2 separate regions of the Homo sapiens genome follow, and region 2 is linked to region 1. A link is a loop called in an ENCODE intact Hi-C map of the cell type or tissue named here. Cell type or tissue: prostate gland. All regions are shown on one strand. Links, peaks and the distances in the headings refer to the core of each region. The heading gives the core; the rest is flanking DNA.

Evidence for each region. A loop is a pair of places that touch in the nucleus more often than their neighbours do. Peaks named below come from ENCODE experiments on the same cell type or tissue, not always from the same donor. Only the 100,000 strongest peaks of a DNase experiment are listed, where the experiment ranks them.
Region 2: it touches region 1 in a loop (2.3-fold over the local background); 4 of 110 quality-filtered maps call a loop at or near these places.

Annotation. Positions count from the first base shown.
Region 1 is chr13:29,944,936-29,947,849 of GRCh38, forward strand. LINC00544 (long intergenic non-protein coding RNA 544) reads left to right here. Exons shown (of 5, transcript NR_033889.1): 4 at 2,668-2,836. Among named protein-coding and RNA genes, the nearest start is that of LINC00544, 9.9 kb to the left of the region's middle. In prostate gland, for the core only: no CTCF peak of the experiment used is centred there; a DNase peak (open chromatin) is centred at 1,339.
Region 2 is chr13:30,093,885-30,096,798 of GRCh38, forward strand. No RefSeq gene overlaps it. Among named protein-coding and RNA genes, the nearest start is that of LINC00365, 14 kb to the right of the region's middle. In prostate gland, for the core only: no CTCF peak of the experiment used is centred there; no DNase peak of the experiment used is centred there.

The DNA.
Region 1 (2,914 bases), core at 88-2,587:
AGCCTGGCCAACATGGAGAAACCCCGTCTCTACTAAAAATACAAAAATTAGCTGGGCGTGTTGGTGGGCGCCTGTAGTCCCAGCAACTTGGGAGGCTGAGGCAGGAGAATCGCTTGAACCTGGGAGGTGGAGGTTGCAGTGAGCCAAGATCACGACATTGCACTCCAGCCTGGGCGACAGAGCAAGACTCCGTCTCAAAAAAAAAAAAAAAAAAAAAAAAAAAAAAAAAAAAAAAGCGAGTAGTTTATTCCTTTCCTCATCACCCATGTCTCTTTTTGACACTCTTGAATCCCTGTAATGCATTCTCAAAAATATTGAAGATCTCTTCAGCTTCTTTTCTTCCCCTGCCTTCACCAAGAGGTCACACATCATTACTGGCAGCAAATGGATCCCATCTGTACTACAGAGGTCAAAGATTTCAGTCAGTGAGTTACGGACACCGTCGACGAAAACAGCAGCCTGTCAGGGAATCACGTAATGATCACAGCCAAAGGAAGCCCTGTCCTGGGAGTACCCTGCTGATGCCTCAGCTTCTTGCTTCTAAGCTCCTGGCCCCATTTGGTCTGAGGCAAAGAACATTGAGATTGGTGCCATTTATTTTCATTAACGTGCAGAAGAGGCGGCAGGAGTTTTGGGAGACCTCTGAAGAACCATTAGTTGGGGTGAGACTAAGACCATGCTTTCTACTCTGGAAACTTGGTCTGCAACCGGTAAAGTAAGGTCTCCCAACAAATGGAATAATGTGCCGTGTGGCTATGATGGGTGTAGATAGATAATCAATGCTCAGCGCATTTTCCCCGGGAAAGGTTTCCAGGATGGCTTTTAAGGAAAGTAATGAGCTGTTTGTTCCCTGGTTGTAGGAGAAGAGGGTGTTTGTTGATCACACATCTTTTTAATTAGTTATAGACACAGATGGGTTTTTTTTCACGTTTTTCTGACATATACTTACTTATCTAATGAAAAGTGCCCAGCATAAAAATGCAGGAGACAGACTTCCTTAGCCACCAGAGGCATCTTCCCTGCTTCCATATTATTGGTTTTAAAGTGACCTGCCCTGAAAGAGACCATCTCCAAAGCCCTGAAGGTCGTCCATAGATCATTTCAGCCTAACAGGCCATTTATTTCCATACAGATACAACACCAAGTGAGGTGCTGTATGTGGGCCAAACATCACAGGTGTCAAGCAAGATGTATGTTAGGTTGTGTTCATCCCATGCATATTAGGGCTTTGTGGAACAAAATGCTTCTCTCCTTCAGCAGCAAAGTAATTGTGCTTAGACAATCTGTTTGACCTTCTCTGAGCCCCAGCTTCCTTATCTATAAAAAGACGTCTGGACTGAATGTTCCCAAGTTCCTCTCTGCTCTAAGCTCGCAAGCTGAAGTTTGTACACAAAAGCAGGACCTCTGCGGAGGAGCAAAAGTCTGCTCCACACCTACCTGATAACCCTCCTTGGTGCTCTTGGCTTCAGAGTTTGTTTCGATCCCCTCTCTTGTCTGACTGGAACAGTTCGACTTTTGCTACAAGCTGCAGCTCAAATACCATCTCCTCTCGGAGGCCTTTCTAGCTCTGTTCTTTTCCACATGTGTGTGTTTGGGCAGACACACGTATCTGTCAGGGTCCCTCTAATTCTAAAGAATCTGAACAATCTGTTTAATTCTAATGGGGCTCCTAGAGGACTTCACACCACCTGAATTTCAATGGAGTCATCACTGCACGGCTAGTGATTGGGTTCAGGACATGCTATGCAAAATACGGCACCTTGGCATTTAAGAAAGCAGCAGACACAGTTCTCTCTGACCTTCTCCTACTCTTCTCCCCTGAAGCATGCCATCAATGACTAAAGGAAGTAATAAGACCCTCTTGTGATGGTACCCCCCCTCCACACCTGGAGGAAAGGAATGTCCCTATCTGAAAACTCGGGGACACATAGAAGAATCTGAGCAAGTAGGCCTGACTAGTTCTCCTCAATTAATAACCATTAGTAGGGTGGCTCACGCCTATAATCCCAGCACTTTGGGAGGCCGAGATGGGTGGATCAACTGAGGTCAGGAATTCGAGACCAGCCTGGCTAACACTGTGAAACCCCATTTCTATTAAAAATACAAAAATTAGCTGGGTGCCATGGCACGCGCCTATAATTCGAGCTCCTTGGTAGGCTGAAGCAGGAGAATCACTTGAACCTAGGAGGTGGAGGTTGCAGTGAATCAAGATCATGCCACTGCACTCCAGCCTGGGTGACAGAGTAAGACTCTGTCTCAACAAAAAAAGAAAAAAAATTTATGACCATTAGATCATGCCCCTTTGTCCAATTACACTTATCCATTGTTGTCCACTCTGCATCAAACCTAACATAAAAGACCTTCCTTCGGGGGTCTTCCTTGCTGAAGACTTCTGTGTCGCATAAAACTTACACTAAATCAATTTGTATGCTTTTTTCTTGTTGCGCTATCTTTTGTTACAGGGGCCTCAGCCATGAGCCTAGAAATGGGTGAGGAAAAGATGTTACCTTTTCTCCCCTACACTGGTTCTTAGCATCAGCAAGAGAGTAGGGCAGAGTTGGCACATAGGCAGAGTAGCCTTCGAAAAGCCCTTCTCCGTCCCAGGTATTACGATGCTTTAGGGAGAGTGTTGTATGAAAACTGCTCATACATCCAGAATTATATCAGTTCCACAAGGTACTGGCACAAGAAGAGTCGTGGAAGACTGACCTGGCCATGGCTTCTCATGTCCCAGCTCAGGACCTGCCACATCAATTCTCCCTTTCCTCTGGCCGTCACGTGTGGAGTGAAATTCTCAGAAGCGGCTGTCCCTGTGCACCTCTCTGGCTGTGTCCAGGTTAGTGCTCTTCTGCAGCTGCCTCGTGGCCAGTCCCGAGCCTCAAGGCTGGGGCCTATTCATCTTTAGTGGCCAGCA
Region 2 (2,914 bases), core at 128-2,627, 150 kb after region 1:
GACACACCTGTTCGGCTTCACCTTCTGCCACTCCACTCCATGCATGCTTGTAATAAATGAATGCAGCCATGACTTTGCACAAGCAGGTCCTTCTGCTTAGATCACCTCTCCCTTTACTTTCTTTCTACACACCACACACATGTGCATGCATACACACACACACCCTCCACATCCTCCTGACAGACTTCTACTTATCTTTCAAGATTGTCTCAAACAACACAGCAGAGTTGCTCTATATCTTCCCCCATGCATCGAGGCTGCGTGTCCATACCTCTCTGCCCCTGTTAGCCACACTAACCTGTGCATATGTTGAGAACACGCCTGCGGCAGGCCCTGTGGACAGGTGCTCTGGGGTAGCCATGGTCCTCCCTTGCCCTCAGAGCTGGGTCCTTTGTGGCAATGAATCATGCCTGCCCTGAATCCTTGCAGCAATTTCCTCCCTCAGCCAGGTGTTCGTCCAGGGTGTTATGTGACCTGATTTGGCCAGTGAGCTGGAAGAGGAGGCCAGCTTTTGCCTGGGAGATGGATGTTTTCACATGCGAGTGCGATGCTCAACCCTGCAGGGGTCATCTTGCCACAGTGAGTGACCTGAAGAGTCTCAGAGACACCAACACATTGTTGAACTGCTGACACAATTGTGGAATCCCTTACCACCACGCTTCTTGTTAAGTTTGGTGATAAATATCTATATTATTTAAGTAATTGTAAGTTAGAAACTCTGTTCAACACAGTGCCCACCTCACATTACTGTTATGGAGATTGAGTGAGGCTGTGGCCCTGACTGAGTGAGTTCTGATTGCTGAGTGCCGAGAAAAAGTGCCAAGGCTGGGCTGACCAGAACAGCTCTGGACTGCTTCACAGGACACGTCTGTGACAGAATGGCCTAACATTTCATCATTATGCTAACCCTCACAAAGATCTGTAAAGTACCTACTGTGTGAGGGTGGCCAAGTTTGACCTGAGTCAAGGATTCCTAACTTGACTAGAAGGTAACTCCATGTTTTATTAGGTTTGGGCTGTTATAACAAAGTACCATAAACTGGATGGCTTACAAACAACATAAATCTATTTCCCACAGTGCTAGAGGGTAGAAGTCTGAGATCAGGGCACCAACATGGGGCTCTCTTCTGGGTTGTAGACAGCTGATATGATTTGGCTGTGTCCCCACCCAAATCTCATCTTGAATTGTAGTTCCCATAATCCCCACATGTCATGGGAGGGACACTGTGGGAGGTAATTGAATCATGGGGGCAGTTACCCCCATGCTGTTCTCATGATAGTGAGTGAGTTCTCATGAGATCTGATGGCTTTATAAGAGGCTTTTCTGCCTTTGCTTGGCAGTTCTTCTTCCTGCCACCATGTGAAGAAGGATGTGTTTGCTTTCCCTCCCACCATGATTGTAAGTCTCCTAAGGCCTCCCCAGCCATGCTGAACATGAGTCAATTAAACCTCTTTCCTTTATAAATTAACCAGTCTTGGGTATGTCTTTATCAGCAACTTGAGAATGGACTAATACAACAGCCATCTTCTCTTTGTCTCCTCATATGACAGAAAGAGGGCAAGAGAGTTCTCTGGGGTCCCTTTTATAAGGGCATTAACCCCATTCATGAAGGCTCCACCCTCATGACCTAATCACCTTCAAAGGCCCCACCTCCTAACACCATCACACTGGGGGTTAGAATTTCAACACTTGAATTCTGGGGCAGGGGACAGGACACAAGTATTCAGTCCATAGCACCTCATGAAGGTATGTCTCTTCTAATGTTTCTTATTATTCTCCTCCCTTGCTCTCTTTTTATTCTTTTATTTTTATTTTTATGGTTTTGAGACAGACTCTTGCTCTGTTGCCCAAGCTGGAGTGCAGTGGCAAAATCTCGGCTCACTGCAACCTCCACCTCCCAGGTTCAAGTGATTCTCCTGCCTCCGCCTCCCAAGTAGCTGGGATTACAGGCACCTGCCACCACGCCCAGCAAATTTTTGTATTGTTAGTAGAGATGGGGTTTCACCATGTTGGCCAGGCTAGTCTTGAACTCCTGACCTCAAGTGATCCACCCGCCTTGGCCTCCCAAAGTGCTGGGATTACAGGTGTGAGCCACCGCACCTGGCTGCTCTCTTTTTATTAAAACCAAAACACCTTAAAAAGGTGGACATCAGAATGTAATGTTGAGCGCCAAAAGATAGGAAAAAAACAGTGTTTTCCCTACTCTCACTCACTATTCAATGCAATTCTGACACCAGATGTATAGAGTTTTTTCCCCGCACAAAACAAAAATCAGTTCTGCAGTGGACAGCAGCCCAGTGTTCTATAATTCAATTCAAGTCTGATCCTATCTACCTGGAGAAAGCATCTAATCCCACAGGTTGAGGGCTCAGTCCCACAGGACTGCCCCCACTGCAGATGCCAATCGCAAGCCCAAGTTATGGCCTGAGCTTCCGATGGACCAGCTATAGATTTTACAAGTCAGGGTTCCCAACACTCCCTCCTTGGGTTTGACTAATTTGCTAGAGTGATTCGCAGGACCCAGGGAAACACTTTACTTATGTTTACTTATTTATTTTAAAGGATGTTACAAAGGCTACAGATGAACAGCCAGGTGGAGAGATGCACAGGGCAAGGCAATGCAGGAAGAGCTCAGAGCCTCTGGGCCACCATCCCCCAAGAGCCTTCATGTGTTCAGCTCTCTGGAAGCTCCCTAAATTCAGTCCTTCTTGGTTTTTCTGGAGACTTCATTACATGGACATGATTGATTACAACATCATTAGTTGGTGACCAATTCAGTTCCTCCCTGCCCCATTGATGGAGGGCATGGCTGAGAGCCCCAACCGTCTAATCCTGCCTTGCTCTTTCTAGTGATCAGCCCCATCCTGAGGCTACCTGGGGACCCCAGCCACCAGTCATCTCACTAGCATACAA